Regions from separate parts of the Homo sapiens genome. Here region 2 is linked to region 1. A link is an interaction called in ENCODE POLR2A ChIA-PET data of the cell type or tissue named here. Cell type or tissue: endothelial cell of umbilical vein. All regions are shown on one strand. Each heading gives the region's core, and the rest is flanking DNA. Links, peaks and the distances in the headings are about the cores only.

What was found. ChIA-PET counts read pairs that join two places held together with the same protein. Peaks named below come from ENCODE experiments on the same cell type or tissue, not always from the same donor. Only the 100,000 strongest peaks of a DNase experiment are listed, where the experiment ranks them.
Region 2: POLR2A ChIA-PET joins it to region 1 with 6 read pairs; 2 of 35 experiments call an interaction of 5 or more read pairs at or near these places.

Annotation. Positions count from the first base shown.
Region 1 is chr11:77,956,210-77,964,626 of GRCh38, forward strand. It overlaps INTS4 (integrator complex subunit 4), which reads right to left. Exons shown (of 23, transcript NM_033547.4): 5 at 4,744-4,929; 6 at 4,132-4,182; 7 at 2,537-2,625. Among named protein-coding and RNA genes, the nearest start is that of INTS4, 34 kb to the right of the region's middle. In endothelial cell of umbilical vein, for the core only: no CTCF peak of the experiment used is centred there; DNase peaks (open chromatin) are centred at 2,562 and 3,382.
Region 2 is chr11:78,023,561-78,031,977 of GRCh38, forward strand. All of the region lies in intron 2 of NDUFC2-KCTD14 (NDUFC2-KCTD14 readthrough), which reads right to left. LOC124902723 (a long non-coding RNA gene) reads left to right here. Exons shown (of 2, transcript XR_007062795.1): 2 at 1-162. It also overlaps a transcript of KCTD14 not described here. Among named protein-coding and RNA genes, the nearest start is that of KCTD14, 4.5 kb to the left of the region's middle. RefSeq lists enhancers at 1-210, 6,676-7,188 and silencers at 4,923-5,217, 8,310-8,379. In endothelial cell of umbilical vein, for the core only: no CTCF peak of the experiment used is centred there; a DNase peak (open chromatin) is centred at 7,121; H3K27ac peaks cover 395 bases.

The DNA.
Region 1 (8,417 bases), core at 302-8,301:
ACCAACCTGAGCAATATGGCAAAACCTCATCTCTACAAAAAAAATACAAAAATTAGCTAGGCGTGGTGGCATGCGCTGATAGTCCCAGCTACTTGGGAGGCTGAAGTGGGAAGATTACTTTAGCTCTGGAGGTGAAGGTTGCAGTGAGCTGAGATCACACCACGGCACTCCAGCCTGGATGACACAGCAAGACCCTGTCTTGAAAAATAAATACAGTCTGGGCGCAATGGCTCACGCCTGTAATGCCAGCACTTTGGGAGGCTGAGGCAGGTGGATAACTTGAGGTCAAGAGTTCGAGACCAGCCTGGCCAACATGGCGAAACCTCCTCTCTACTAAAAATATAAAAATTAGCCAGGCATGGTGACACATGTCTGCAATTCCAGCTACTCAGGAGGCTGAGGCAGGAGAATCGCTTGAACCTGGAATGTGGAGGTTGCAGTGATCCAAGATAGTGCCACTACACTCCAGCCTGGGCAACAGAGCGAGACTCCATCTCAAAAAATAATAATAATAATAATAATAATAATAATAATAATAATAATAATAATAAACAAATAAATACATAAGTAAGTAAGGCTGCAGGCTCAATAAACTGAGAACAGTCAATGAAGACTGACACACACAAAAATGATAATTGAATAGTTCAAATCCTAGAATGATTAAATACAGTTTGGAATAAACAAATCACTCTGGGAGTACAAACCAACTCTTTCAGTTGCATTGCAAATTATGCTTTTTTTTGAGACAGGGTCTCACTTCTGTCGCCCAGGCTGGAGTGCAGTGGCGTGAGCACTGCTCACCACAGTGTCAACTTCCTGGGCTCAGGTGATCCTCCCAGTTCACCCTCCTGAGTAGCCGGGACTACAAAAGCATGCCACCACACCCAGCTAATTTTTTATATTTTTAGTAGAGATGGTTCACCATGTTGCCCAGGCTGATCTCAAACTCCTGAGATCAAGCAATCCACCCGCCTCAGCCTCCCAAAGTGCTAGGATTACAGGGCTGAGTCACTGCAACCAGGTGCAAATTTTCAATGTATTGAATAAAAGTGTGTAACCCACCAAAGGTTCAGCCAGGCGTGTAATCCCAGCACACTGAGATACTGAGGCGGGCAGATTACCTGAAGCCAGGGGTTCAAGACCAGCCTACCCAACATGGCAAAACCTCATCTCTACTAAAAGTACAAAAAATGAGCTGGGTGTGGTGGTGCGCGACTGTAATTCCAGCTACTTGGGAGGCTCAGGCATGAGAATTGCTTCAACCCAGGAGTTGGAGGTTGTAGTAAGCCGAGATCACATCACTGCACTGCAGCCTGGGCCACAGAGCAAGACCCTGCCTTAAAAAAAAAAGTACGTAACCCACCAAAGGTTCAAAGATTTATGAAATTATCAAAAACTAGCTTCCACCGAATATTTCATATCCTTAAGTTTATTATCTTCTGTAACTGAACTTCTTTTTTTTTTTTTTTTTTTTTGAGAGAAAGTGTCTTGCTCTGTGACCCAGGCTGGAGTGCAGTGGTGTGATCTCAGCTCACCACAATCTCCACTTCCCAGGTTCAAGCGATTCTCCTGCCTCAGCCTCCCTAGTAGCTGGGATTACAGGCGTGTGCCACCATGTCCGGCTAATTTTTGTATTTTTAGTAGAGACGAGGTTTCACCATGTTGACCAAGCTGGTCTTGAACTCCTGACCTGAGGTGATCCGCCCACCTCGGCCTCCGAAAGTGCTGGGATTACAGGCACCACCGTGTCCAGACTGAACTTCTATAAATACAGTAAATCTCAGAATAAATCAATATAAAACTTACTTATCAATCCAGTCCTAAAAGAAGACACAATTTCCAGTTAGCCCTTTTCTTTGTATGTGTCTAAGTCCTAAAACACTACAAATGGAGCCTACTCCTACAGGTTTATTAATTCATTCTGGTTTTCAAATTCTGGCAGTTTAATGAACAGGAAAAAACACCCCTTTTTCCTATACAAGGAAAAATAAAATATTCTATAAATATTTATAAATAAAAGATAAATAAACATTTATAAATATAATATTCTATCTTACAAAATATAATAAATAATATTGCCTACCTCCTCAAAGAATCACTGTGGTTAATTTAATTGCTGTGAAAATATTTTTAACCAGGAAAACTACATAAGAGATCATTATTCTCAAACTCATCTGGTATCTTTATCTGGCATTTGGCACAAGCCAAACTAAAATGGGTCCCAAACAATTTTAAAGATTTTTTTGTAAAGTACTGAAAACCATTTAAGAAAGATATTCCAATTTCTTCACTTATGGATGAGAAGGTTAGGATAAAAGAAGTGAAGTATCTTTCCAAAGTGTACAGAAAGTTCCTATCAGAGATGAAAAATGAGGACCAGGCAATCTGATTTTCAGGGCCTGTGCTTTTCCCTTATTCCCCATTGCCTTCCAAAAATGTAACCAACATTTCTTTTCTAGAAGTGGGCTTTTTGCATGGTGAGAGGAGAGGAAAACGGCTTCACAATCAACAAAAGCCAGCTTACACCCACACTGACCTTTCAGGATAGAGCTGACTGACGACCCAGATAAGCTGGACTGCAGCACTGCGCACTTGTTCATAGTCATCAGAGAGTAATTTACAGGCCTGCAAAGAAGAATTCCAAAAGTCTATTAGTTCTGTGTCCTCTCAGGCAATGTTTAAACTATTTTCAAAGTGAAGATAGGGTGGTTGGATAAGGATGCCCAGTAAAACACTTGTGTGTGGTTTTAACTTCTGGAATCTTTGCTTAAAAATGAATCTTGACCTCTGTCAGCTGCTCTGGCTGTATTCTGACTATGCACCCTACCCCATGTCTGAAAGGAGAATCACAGACTGACAGCATAAAAACATCTAGAACAGATCAAACCCAGCAAAGCATGCTGGGAGCAAACAGTACTGTTCTCACAGGTTCAAACACCAATTATGGCTTTTTCCTCCCCCTGTAAAAATCAAAGCACACACTTCTGTTTACCTTGGTCTGAAATCACTGGCCTCTGTTTCAATCCACTCACTCTTTCTGGGTAGCCCCATACTCCCTAAATACTGATGGCTTTGAATACCTACCCTTAGCTCTGATTTCTCCTGATCTCCAGGCCTTTATAACTACTTATGGCTGGAATTCTCTTCATGGATGTCCCATCAAACTTTTATACTCAACACACGCAAACCTGAACTCATTAAGGAAGCAAATTCTACCTTATATCTTAAATTCTACACTATCAGTCCATCCTCACTCCCTTGATGCTGTCATTACTGCTTGCCTAGATTACTAACAGAGTCTTACGCCACCAAACATCTGAATCAGCCAACTAACTTCCCTTCCTCTGAGTCCTTACGATCCAAGTTTCCTTTGAATTATTTGGCTTCCCACATAGTTTTCTTATAGAAAAAGAAGGCGATGGTCACACCACCACAAGCATTCTGGACCCATTCTACTTCATTCAATAGAGGAATAAACTTGGTTTACACATCTGTGATGGGGCTTGGCTAATTATCTTCTTCCCATGAGAGATAAAACCACTCTTGGCAGGCTAACAAAACCTAATCTCTGAACGTGGATTTAGATTCCTTTTACCAGATTCAGTCAATTATCCTCCAAGAGAAATACAGCCTCATAAGGCCTTTTGGTTGGCCATCAATCAGCTTTTCCACAACTTCATTATACCTTTCTTTACCACTACTACTACATGCATGTGACTTTTTTTTTATATGATCCTACGGTCTTGGTCACCCTTCTCCAGACACACTCTAGTTTGTGAAGTGTGGTGCCCAGAAATGAGTTCATGTACGGCCCAACCAAACAGTGATCAGAAAGACTAACACGTTCCTTATTCTAAATGCTACACTTTTCTTCAGGTACTCTCATTCTCATACTGAACTTTGTAAATCCTCCTAAAAGTCCTTTTCACATGTACTAGCGCTATTTAATTACATAACCTCCATTCTCTTCCTGAAAAGTATGTTTTGAATATGACTTCACATCCATCCCAATCAACGCTGCCACTATTAACTAGCGAAGTCCTTACGTTTTCAAATTCTGAGAACCTGTGTGCCGCCCTCCCAGCTTCATGATACCTCCAACCCCTTCCAGACAGTAATCATATAAGGTACCTGATTATAAATTGTTTGGTGTAATTTCAGTCCTCTTTCATGGAGCTGCAACTAGATAATAAATATATAGTTTAAGTGCTTGGGAGGAAAAGAGCAATATTTCCAATGTCTCCCCACAATCTCACATATTTTCCCCTATTGTATCAGGCTAACATGGTTCCTTTTAGCCAAAATTAGTGCTATATAAATAAGAAACCTTGTCGTCTTTCAATAGGAGCATTCAAGCATTTCACAAATCTAACCCATGGACTGTCCCAAGAAGGTATTAGAAAAATATGAAATAATGATATGAAGCCTAAAGAAAAAATGATTAACACCACCTCCCCCTATTATAATATCATACCAAGTCATATGCCTCCAAGTCGAAGGAATTATAACAGGTTCCTATTGTGCTTTCCATGTTTCATAAATACACATGAAAGCTACCAGAGAAAGCCAAAAAAGCACACTTGTATACAGGAATGTGTGTCACTGAGTTCTGCGAGGCCACCACCAATACCCTCCTGAAAGTATATGCTGAAGAATTTACAATGTATCCAAGGCAGCACTAGCTATAAACTTAAAAAACAAAAATGAACACTAGCCCCAACTAGTTTCCATAATCACATTTACCATGGCTTTTATAGCTGCTGTTCTGACACGTGGGTCTTGGTCACTGAAGTAATCCCCTATAATCTTCTGGACATCTCTGGCAGCTAGGCCTTCTGCATCTTTTGTGACACTTTTCTCCAAAGAGCCAAGATTGCCAAGTAACTGCAGGCACTTATTTCTTACACCATGAGACGTATCTGTCAGATGCTATTAAAAAAAAAAAAAAAAAGAAAAAAAGAAAAAGAAAAAAAGGACATGATTAAGATATCTTAACAAACACAGACAAGACCAGAAACAAAAGCATTGCAGCAACCTTAGGGGTGATTTCAAGACCTATATTCTTAGGACAGTCTGTCTAGCATCATGTTACTTGAGTACGGGTCTTCTCAAAAAAAATGAGTCCTTAGAAAATAAAAGTCCTAGTTTTTCATCTTTGTATTCCCAATAGCTTTGGGAATACAAAGGCACTTTGCCTTGTACAGAGTAGGTACTTTAAAATTCGTCCCTGATTGCGTTTTATTTGCTTTCAAATTTTAAAACCAGACAAAAATGTATAAATTTTTAAAACTTTTAATATCCATAGAAATATGCAAAATCTTAAGTGTACAGCTCAATAAATTTTCACAAATACACATATATAACAAGCACCCAGATTAAATAGTATATAACCAACACTCCAGAAATATCCCTCATTCCTCCTCCCAGCAACAACCTCACCACATCACCACCAAAAATAGCTACTATCCTGACTTCTAACACACAGGTTCATTTGTTTATTTTTGTACTTTATGAAATCAAATAGCATCTGGCTTCTGTGGCTTATTATGTTTGTAAGATTTATGCAAGGTATGGCAGATAGCAATGGTTCATTTATTCTTGTTACTTATATAGTATTCATTTGTAAATACATGAAAATCTATTTAGCCTTTCCGTTGATGAATATTTAAGTTATTTCCAGTCTTTGGCTATTTCGAATAATGCTACTGTGATTATTCTTGTATGTGGCTTTTGGTGTACATGTTCACATTTTTGTTGGATATATATGTAGAAGTAGAATTGATAGGTAACAAGACATGCTTCAGCTTAAGAAGATACTGCCAGTTGGGCACAGTAGCTCATGCCTATAATCCCAGCACTTTGGGAGGCCAAGGCAGGAGGATCACTTGAGCCCAGGAGTTCAAGACTGTCCTGGGCAAATGGGACTATAGGCATGTGGTGGCACACACCTATAGTCCCAGCTACCCAGAAGGCTGAGGTAGGAGGATCCTTTGAGCCTCGGAGGTGGAGGCTGCAGTGAGCCATGATCATGCCACTGCACTCCAACCTGGATGACAGAGTGAGATACTGCCTCCAAAAAAGAAGATATTGCCAAATAGTTTTCCATAATGGCTGTACTAATTTACACTTCCACCAGTGCTGCATAAGTGTTCTAGATGTGCCACATCCTTGTTGACATTTAGTACTATCAATATTTTTTATTTTAGCACCTCTCACCACGAATTTTAATAAATTATCAGTTTTCCTCCTGCATTACCCTAGTCCAATGCTACTAAAACAAGCTATTTGCATAACATAGCAACATAAATTAAAAATACTTTGAAGAAATGAGGTAATAAAAATGGTACAAAACTCTGGATTTCAAACTTCTTTTGACTAGCACCCAAAGTAAGAAACACATAATATTGCAAGACAGTACATAAAAACAGACATACAGCAAGTTTAACAAAACAATATTTACCTTATAGCTTGTGATTTACTCTGGTACTTGTATTTTATTTTTTTTCAAAAAAAAAAATTACGTCTCATGAAATTGGTCACATTACCCACTAATGGATAATGATTCTCAAAGTGAGTCACTAGTGCGGAGAAAAGTGAATGGGACTTGGCCAGCTTGGACAACACAGCGAGGCCCCATTTCTTTAAAAAAAAAATTTATAGCCAGGTGTGGTGGCACACACCTGTAATCCCAGCTACTCGGGAGGCTGAGGCCAGAGAATTGCTTGAACCCAGGAAGCGGAGGTTTCAGTGAGCCAAGATCACGCCACTGCACTCCAGCCTGAGCAACAGAGCAAGACTGTCTCAAACCGCGCCCCCTAAAATTCAAAAACAAAACAAATGAACTATTTATATTTAGTATAAAAACATCATTTCTCATGACTAAACTGTTGATTGCACCTCTGTTACAAACACTTTGATTTTCAAGCAATAAACTAAATACTTCTAGCTTCTGTCAACCAGGCAACAATAATGCACAATCAATGTATTACTGCACACTGAATCTTAGCCCAAAAGAGAGTCTCATGCTCTCAGGGAAACAATTACAATTTTATGATGTCCTTCCCTTACAAGTCACTTCTTGCATCAAGGTCATCATCATTAAGAACTGCTTTTCTGGCCGGGCGCAGAACGAGACTCCGTCTCAAAAAAAAAAAAAAAAAAAAAACAAAAAAAACTGCTTTTCTTTATACTGTTGGATAAAAACTTATTAATTAAAAAAAATTGCTAAGTGTCTGCAGATGCTATTTGGGTGTTACACATTTTGTCAGGCCATTGAAGTGCCATAATTTTTATATTAATGGAGCAAGTAAGGAAACCACATCCCCAATAATAAGACCAATTTGTGTCAAAAATAAAAATTAATTTACAATTTTGCTATATATTAAAAAAATAAATGGTTCTGTGTATCAACAAAATCTGAGAATGAAGTTGAATAAGATAAAAATAACATACTGATCCATTCAGCATCGATATGGATTTTTTTTTTCTTTTGAGATAAGGGTCTCGCTCTGTCACCCAGGCTGGAGTGCAGTGTTGCAATCAGCATTCACTGCAACCTTGGCCTGACAAGCTCAAGAGATACTCCCACCTCAGTCTCCTGAGTAGCTGGGGACCACAGGTGTGTGCCATCACACCTGGCTAATTTTTAAAATTTTTGTAGAGATGGGATGTTGCCACATTGCCCAGACTGGTCTCAAACTCTTGGGCTCAGGTGATCCTTGATATGAATAGTTTTTAAGGACAGATAACAATTTGGTGTATTCTGTATGCAGATTCTAATGTATACCCTCTTTTAACAAGAACTTTGGTCTCCCAGAAAAATCTTTACAAATAGGAAAGAAAGCAGAAGACCCTCAATTTCAGTTGTGCAGATGCTACACAAGAAAACTGCATTAATTTCTTGTCAAGTCTTTGAACTACATCTATTCATCTCTCAAATGAGGATTAGCTATCCAATAAGTGAAATGATTAAGGAGAGGATAAATGAGAACTTTGAAAAGAATCCAAAAGCACGACTTTCTTCCTACTGTGATACAAAGAATACAACAGAGTAACATCCTGTATTTAAAAATTATTGGCCGGGTGCAGTGGCTCACACCTGTAATCCTAGCACTTTAGGAGGCCAAGGCGGGTGGATCATGAGGTCAGGAGATCGAGACCATCCTGGCTAACATGGTGAAACCCCATCTCTACTAAAAAAAAAATACAAAAAAAATTAGCCGGGCATGGTCGCGGGCACCTGTAGTCCCAGCTACTCGGGAGGCTGAGGCAGGAGAACGGCGTGAACCCAGGAGGCGGAGCTTGCAGTGAGCCGAGATCGCGCCACTGCACTCCAGCCTGTGTGACAGAGCGAGACTCTTTCTCAAAAATAAAAATAAAAATAAAAAATAAATAAAAATAAAAATTATTATAAAGAG
Region 2 (8,417 bases), core at 42-8,041, 67 kb after region 1:
CTGAAGTGCAGTGGCGGATCAGGCTCACTGCAACCTCAACCTCCTGGGCTCAAGTGATCCTCCCACCTCAGCCTCCCAAAGTGGTGGGATTACAGGCCTGAGCCACGGCAACTTGCCTCTTCCTATATTTTCTTTTACGCTTAAATAAATTACTTAAACATATTGCTTGAATCCCGTTATTAAAGTTGACATTAGTTAATGCCCCTCTCTGGGCCTCGGAGTTCCCAGTAGTGAAATGGGGGAGGCAGAAGGAATTGACATTGACTGACATTGACAACCAGAGACTTTCTATTCCCTACAGTCCTAGGGAGTGAAAGATCCGCAACACCCATTTTACAGATCAGAAAACTGGCGCTCTAGGAGGTAGGGTGGTGTTAAAATGTAAAGTCTGAGGATCAACAAAACTTTTTTAAGAGTATACTTGAGTAACAGGCAATTCTTGAATCGGGGAACACCAGATGGAAAGAGGTTGAGTGTTCCCATGACAATGCATCAGAGGCAAATATTTATGGGGAGAATATGGAAGCAAGATATTTTGTTGGGGACAGGCATGGTGGCTCACGCCTGTAATCCTAGCACTTTGGGAGGCCAAAGCGGACAGATCATTTGAGGTCAGAAGTTCGAGACCAGCCTGACCAAAATGGTGAAACCCCGTCTCTACTGAAAATACAAAAATTAGCTGGGTGTGATGGCATGTGCCTGTAATCCCAGATACTGTGGACGCTGAGGCAGGAGAATCGCTGGAACCCGGGAGGCAGAGATTGTAGTGAGCTAAGATTGCACCACTGAACTCCAGCCTGGGCAACAAAGATTCCCTCTCAAAAAAAAAAAAAAAAAATATATATATATATACACACACACACACACACACACACACACACACACATATATATATATATACATATATATATATAAAATTGGTTACAGTTAAAAAATCTCCTTTTTTGGTTTCCTTTGTTGAAAAGTCCACAGCTACTTAATTGTATGTTAGTTGGCTGCTTGTGGTTGGCTAATGTTAAGTTTCGTTTCTGTCTAACATTAGCATTTACCAGAAATGACTCTATTAGTCAGGGTTCTACAGAGGGACAGAACTAACGGAATAGGGTTGGACACGGTTGCTCACGCCTGTAATCTCAGCACTTTGGGAGGCCATGGCAGGTGGATCACCTGAGGTTAGGAGTTCGAGACCAGCCTGACTAACATGGCGAAACCCCATCTCTACAAAATACAAAAAATTAGCTGGGCGTGGTGGTGGGCACCTGTAATCCCAGCTACTTGGGAGGCTGAGGCAGAAGAATCGCTTGAACCTAGGAGACGGAGGTTGCAGTGAGCTGAGATCAAGCCATTGCACTCCAGCCTGGGCAACAAGAGTGTAATCCCATCTCAAAAAACAATAATAATAAAATAAAACTAATGGTATATATACATACACATATATTTGTATATATATATTCCATTACTTTTTTAACTCCCCGTTATATATATACATATGTGTGTATATATACACACACACATATATACACACGTGTGTGTGTGTGTGTGTGTGTGTGTGTGTGTGTATATATATATATATATATATATATATATATATATATAAAGGGGAGTTTATTAAGTATTAACTCACACAATCACAAGGTCCCATAACAGGCCATTGGCAGGCTGAGAAGCAAGGAGAGCCAGTCCGAGTTCCAAAAATGAAGAACTTGGAGTCTGATGTTTGAAGGCAGGAAGCATCCAGCACGGGAAAAAGATGTAGGCTGGGAGGCTAGGCCAGTCTCTCTTTTCACATTTTTCTGCCTGCTTTATGTTCTAGCCATGCTGGCAGCTGATTAGATTGTGCCCACCCAGATTAAGGGTGGGCCATCCTTTCCCAGACCACTGACTCAAATGTTAATCTCCATTGGGAACACCCTCACAGGCACACCCAGGATCAATACTTTGTGTCCTTCAATCCAATCAAGTTGACAGTCAGTATTAACCATCACATTGACCCAAGTTAAGTTTTGCTTATGTTTGCAAATCCAGCAAGGCTGAGTTCCCTTATGAGGCCTAACTAGCATTGTCTAGCCAGGGATTCTTCAGGCCTGATCTCCATTTTAATTTACTATAACAGTGGCCAGTGTAGACTATTTAGCCAGCCCAGGGCAGCTGCTTGGAGTACAAAGCATGCCCACTGGTGAAAAGAGTTAGGTATCTGTTTTGTGGGGTTGTTTTCCTAGAGTTAAAATATAACTCTAAAGGAGAGGGAGCATAATTTCCCACTCCTTAAGTGTGGGTTATGCGCCGTGACTTCTTCCAACGAGTACAATATGGGAAGGAGGAAAAAGAGAAGAAACTTTACATTGGGGAAACTGATCAATACTACTCCAGCCAGGTGACCAAAATCAGTTGCCAACAGTTATCGATCATGACAACAGTATGTGCTTGCTGTAAACCAGAAAGTATCTGAGACAAGTCTCAACCAATTTAAAAGTTTATTTTGCCAAGGTTAAGAACATGCCCACGATACAACCTCAGGATGTCCTCAGGTCATGTGCCCAAGGTGGTCAGGCTACAACTTGGTTTTATATATTCAAGGAGACATAAGACACTAGGGCCACGCATGGTGACTCACGCCTGTAATCTCACCACTTTGGGAGGCCAAGGCAAGTGGATCATTTGAAGTCAGGAATTTGAGACCAGCCTGGCCAACATGGTGAAACCCCATCTCTACTAAAAATGTAAAAATTAGCCGGGCATGGTGGTGCGTGCCTGTATCCCCGGCTAGGGCTACTAAGGAGGCTGAGGCAGGAAAATCACTTGAACCCGGGAGGCAGAGGTTGCAGCGAGCTGAGATCGCACCATTACACTCCAGCCTGGAAGATAGAGTGAGACTCCATCTCAAAAAAAAGAAAAGAAAAGAAAAGAAAAGACATCAATTGGCTAGGCATCAGTGGCTCAGTCTATAATCCCAAGGGAGTGGATCTGGGAGGCCAAGATGGGAGGATCACTTGACCCCAGGAGTTCAAGTCCAGCCTGGGCAACATGGTGAGTCCCCATGTCTACAAAAAATACAAAGCTTAGTCAGGCATGGTGACATGTGCCTGTAGTCTCAGCTACTTGGGAGGCTGAGGCAAGAGGATCTCTTGAGCCTAGGAGGTCAGGGCTGTAGTCACCTATGATCACACCACTGCACCCCAGCTTGGGCAGTGGAATGAGATCCTGTCTCAAAAAATATATATCTCTGTTGGACTAGAGATTGTAAATAAATATATAAGGCCAGGTGTAGTGGCTCACACCTGTAATCCCAGCACTTTGAGAGGCCAAGGTGGGCAGATCATTTGAGGTCAGGAGTTTGGCACTAGCCTGGCCAACATGGTAAAACCCCAATTCTACTAAAAGTACAAAAAATTAGCTGGCGTGGTGGCATGCGCCTGTAGTCCCAGCTACTCAGGAGGCTGAGGCAGGAGAATTGCTTGAACCTGGGAGGTGGAGGTTGCAGTGAGCCGAGATTATGCCACTGCACTCTAGCCTGGGCAACAGAGCGAGAATCCGTCTCAAAAAAAATTAATTAATTAATTAAAATATAATAAAAATGAAGATACCAATTAATACATGTATGACGTACACTGGTTAGGTCCGAAAAGACTGGACAGCTGGAAGGGGTTGTGGGGGCTTCCAGGTCATAAGCAGATTCAACGATTTTCTGATTCTGAGGCATGGAAACTCATGCCTGTAATCGCAGCACTTTGGGAGGCTAAGGTAGGCAGATAGCTTGAGCCCAGGAGTTGGGGACCAACCTGGGCAGCATAGCAAGACCCCATCCCTATTTTTTTTTTTTTGAGGCAGAGCCTCACTCTGTCACCAGGCTGAAGTGCAGCGGTGCAACCTCAGCTCACTACAACCTCTGCCTCCCAAGTTCAAGCAATTCTCCTGCCTCAGCCTCCCGAGTAGCTGGGATTGCAGGCATGTACCACCACAACCAGCTAATTTTTGTATTTTTAGTAGAGACGGGGTTTCACCATGTTGGCCAGGATGGTCTCGATCTCCTGACCTTGTGATCTGCCTGGCTCGGCCTCCCAAAGTGCTAGGATTACAGGCGTGAGCCACCACTCCCAGTCAGACCCTGTCTCTACTCTTAAAAAATAAAAATAAAAAAGCAAGGATTTTCTGCTTGCCAATGGGTTATTATCTAAAGACCTGAGATCAATAGAAAGGGATGTCTGGGTTACTATAAAGGGTTGCATAGACCAAGGTTTTATCATGCCGATGAAGCCTCCAGGTAGCAGGCTTCAGAGAGAATAGATTGCAAATATTTCTTATCAGACTTAAAGACTGACAGACTTTGTGCATGACTGACAGACTGTTCTGTCAGTCTTAAGGTCTCTGTTTTGATGGTAATACTGGTCAGCTGTGCCTGAATTCCAAAAGGGGGAAGGGTATAATGAGGCATGTCTGACCTCCTTCCAGTCATGGCCTGAACTAGTTTTTCAGGTTAACTTTGGAATGCCCTTGGCCAGAAGGAGGGGTCCATTCAGATGGTTGGGGGGCTGAGACTTTCATTTTTTGTTTATAGTACCGAGTATATACCCTTGATGTGATGTGAGGAAAATGATCTTCCTCCCCAAAACTCATAACCTCAGTTCAATCATGAGAAAAACATCAGAGAAATTTCAATAGAGGGACATCCTATAATATAACTGACCAGTACTCCTCAAAACTATCAAGGTCACCCAAAAGAGGAAAAATCTGAGAAACTGTCACAGTCAAGAGCATCCTAAGGGGCCAGGAGCAGTGGCTCGCGCCTGTAATCCCAGCACTTTGGGAGGCTGAGGCGGGTGGATCATGAGGTCAAGAGTTCAATACCAGCCTGGCCAGCATAGTGAAACCCCATATCTACTAAAAATACAAAAATTAGCCGGGCATGGTGGCATGCGCCTATAGTCCCAGCTACTCGGGAGGCTGAAGCAGGAGAATTGCTTGAATCCGGGAGGCGGAGGTTGCAGTGAGCCCAGATCACACCACTGCATTCCAGCTTTGGCAATAGAGCAAGTGTCCATCTCAAAAAAAAAAAAAAAAAAGCAGCCTGAGGGGACGTGACAAGTATATTGTTATGTGGAGCCAGGCATGGTGACTCACACCTGTGATCGCAGCACTTTGAAAGACCGAGATCAGCAGATCAGTTGAGCCCAGGAGTTTGAGACTAGCCTGGGAAACATGGCAAAACCCCATCTCTGCAGACAATACAAAAATTAACTGGGTATGGTGGCACACGTGTGTAGTCACAGCTATTCGGGAGGGTAAAGTAAAAGGATCACTTGATCCTAGGAGGCAAGAAGAGACAAACCAGGTTATTAAATGACATGCATAAAAATGAGGTCAGGCACAGTGGCTCAGCACTTTGGGAGGCCGAGGTGGGCAGATCACTTCAGGTCAGGAGTTCGAGACCAGCCTGACCAATATGGTGAAACCCCATCTCTACTAAAAATACAAAAATTAGCTGGGCATGGTGGTGCATGCCTGTAATCCTAGCTACTGGTGAGGCTTAGGCATGAGAATCGCTTGAACCCGGGAGGCGGAGGTTGCAGTGAGCCAAGACCATGCCACTGCACTCCAGCCTGAGCAAAAGAGCAAGACTCTGTCTCCAAAAAAAAAAAAAAAAAGAGAGATGTATGAAAACAAAACAAGGGGGTAAGGACGGCTTAGAAATCCTGAAGTCGCTGACACGCCCAGATAACTAGTGACTATAGTTACACCTGCTAAGATTTGGGTGCATGGGGCTTGGCTTTGGTTAGCTCCCTTGGTCTTATTTCACCAAAGGAAGAAACCTCCCGGTTATGGGCACCCTATTTACTGCTGTCACCTGACAGGATTTGCAGGGTAATTCCCCAGAACTAGTATATTGATCCAGATTTTCTGTTTTTACCCAGAGGTCACTGGTTGGTTCACAGGAATAAGCAGGGTTAATTTAAAATGTGGGAAAAACTTAAAAACAACTAATGAAACTGGAATGTAATGTCAAGTGTATGATAAGTTTTGAAACTTAATTTTTCTCTCTCCTGTTCTCACTTTTGTCAAAAAGAGATTATGATAGGACTGAGTTGTTTGCAAAATAAACTTTAGTCTTATGGTTGGCCTGATTATTTGCATAAAGTTCAGCCAGAATAATTATTTTTACTAGGGTTTTTTAATAGGTTTTGATGGAACTCAGTTCCACAAGGAATCTCAGACAAGACTTTTTTTTTTTCTTTTTTTTTTTTGAGACGGAGTCTCGCTCTGTCCCCCAGGCTGGAGTGCAGTAGCGCAATCTCGGCTCACTGCAAGCTCCACCTCCCAGGTTCATACCATTCTCCTGCCTCAGCCTCCCAAGTAGCTGGGACTACAGGCGCCCACCACCACGCCTGGCTAATTTTTTTTGTATTTTTTAGTAGAGACAGGGTTTCACCGTGTTAGCCAGGATGGTCTCGATCTCCTGACCTCATGATCCACCTGCCTCAGCCTCCCAAAGTGCTGGGATTACAGGTGTGAGCCATCGCGCCTGGCCTTTCTGTGAGAAAATTTCTTTAGAGCAAGAGCTCTCTCTGTCTCCATTCCTGGACAGGAATATAAAACCTGCTTGCTTCTTTTTTCCCCCCCTCCAATTGCATGTTCTTTCTTTGCCACCAATGCAAAGTAGGAAAAAAACTCAGTTTTCCAGTGACATTAGCACATTTGACCCTGGCAGTTCAAAATAGGCATTAGCACCTCCATTTTCTATATGAGGACCCCAAGGCTCCCAGAGATGAAGCACCTCTTTGAGTCAGTCAGACCAGGAGACGAGAGAGCAGGGCTCTAGTTTCGGCTCTGCCACCAGTTTGCAGTACCACCTTAGACACGTCCCTGCCCCTCTCTGGGCCTCAGTTCTCCACCTGTAATATGGTGGGGGTTTGTGTATTTTCTGAGATGGTCTCTGTGATCCTGCCTTGCTTGATGCTATGGCAACAAAAGAATTCAAACAGCCCCTTGCTATTGCCTATCACTGGATCTTGTTTCCCTTTGGCCTGACTCCAAGAGCAAGCACTGCTTCCTTCTGCCCTCCCCTCACTCACTCCCCTCTGTTCTTCAGGAGACAATGCGGCCAGCCCCTCTCCCCTCCAGGCGGCTGGGCTTTAGGCCAGCCAGCCAAATGGCAGCTGGGACTCAGATGAAAGGGCCCTCAGAAGGCTGCTTGTGGCAGAGTGCCCAGCCTAGCCCAGCCCAGGCTTGGCAGCCTGGGGCTCAGCTGTGCCACGAGGCATCCTGTCCACCCGCTCCCATACAAGGCTCCCTCTGTGAGTCCTGCAGAGAAGGAGACCCCTGCCAACCCACAAGGACCCTCTTCCCCTCCCTCTGCTCCATACCTGCTTGAGAAATATGCAAGTCTGTAGAGAATGGTCCAGGACTACATCAGATTGATCTGACTGTGCCAGGCACTTTGGAGAGCTTTATCCCATTGACTCTTCAGAATAACGCTGATAGCAAGTAATGGTTTTTTTTTTTTTTTTTTTGAGACAGAATCTCACTCTGTCACCCAGACTCTAGGCTGGAGTGCAGTGTCACTAACATAGCTAACTGAAGACTCGACATCCTGGAATCAAGCAACCCTCCTGCCTTAGCCTCCCAAGTAGCTGGGATTACCGCTAACACCCAGCTAATTTTTTTTACTTTTTTGTAGAGATGGTGTCTCACTATGTTGCCCAGACTGGTCTCAAACCCCTGAGCTCAAGCAATCTTTCTACCTTGGCCTCCCAAAGTACTGAGATTACAGGTGTGAGCCACCATACCTGCAATCTCTTTTTATTTATTTGTTTATTTTTTAAAATTTATTTTATTTTTTTTGAGACAGGGTCTTGCTCTGTTGCCCAGGCTGCAGTGCAGTGGTGTGATCTCGGCTCACTGCAACCTCCGCCTCCAGAGTTCAAGCAATTCTCCTGCCTCAGCCTCTCGAGTAGCTGGGATTATAGGCACCAGCCATCATGCCTGGCTAATTTTTGTATTTTTTTTTTTTTTAGTAGAGATGGGGTTTCACCATGTTGGCCAGGTTGGTCTCAAACTCCTGATCTCTAGCGGTCTGCCCACCTCGGCCTCTCAAAGTGCTGGGATTATAGGCGTGAGCCACAGCACCCAGCCCGTAATCCCTTTTTAGAGAGGAGGAACACATATTTGCCTACTGTGTGTCAATCATGGCACCAGGCACTGGGGAAAGAGCAGTGAACCAGGGGACAAGAGCTAACCTCAAGGGGCCCATTGTCAGCTGTAATTGAATAACCACAGAAATGAATATCTGGTTTCACAGTGTGACCAGTGCTCTGAGAAGAAAGTGGAAGAAACTATAGATATGGATAGACATGCTAAAGAGCCCATAGGTAATGGTGGATCACAGATAATGGTGGCTCACAGATAATGGTGAACCAATGTGT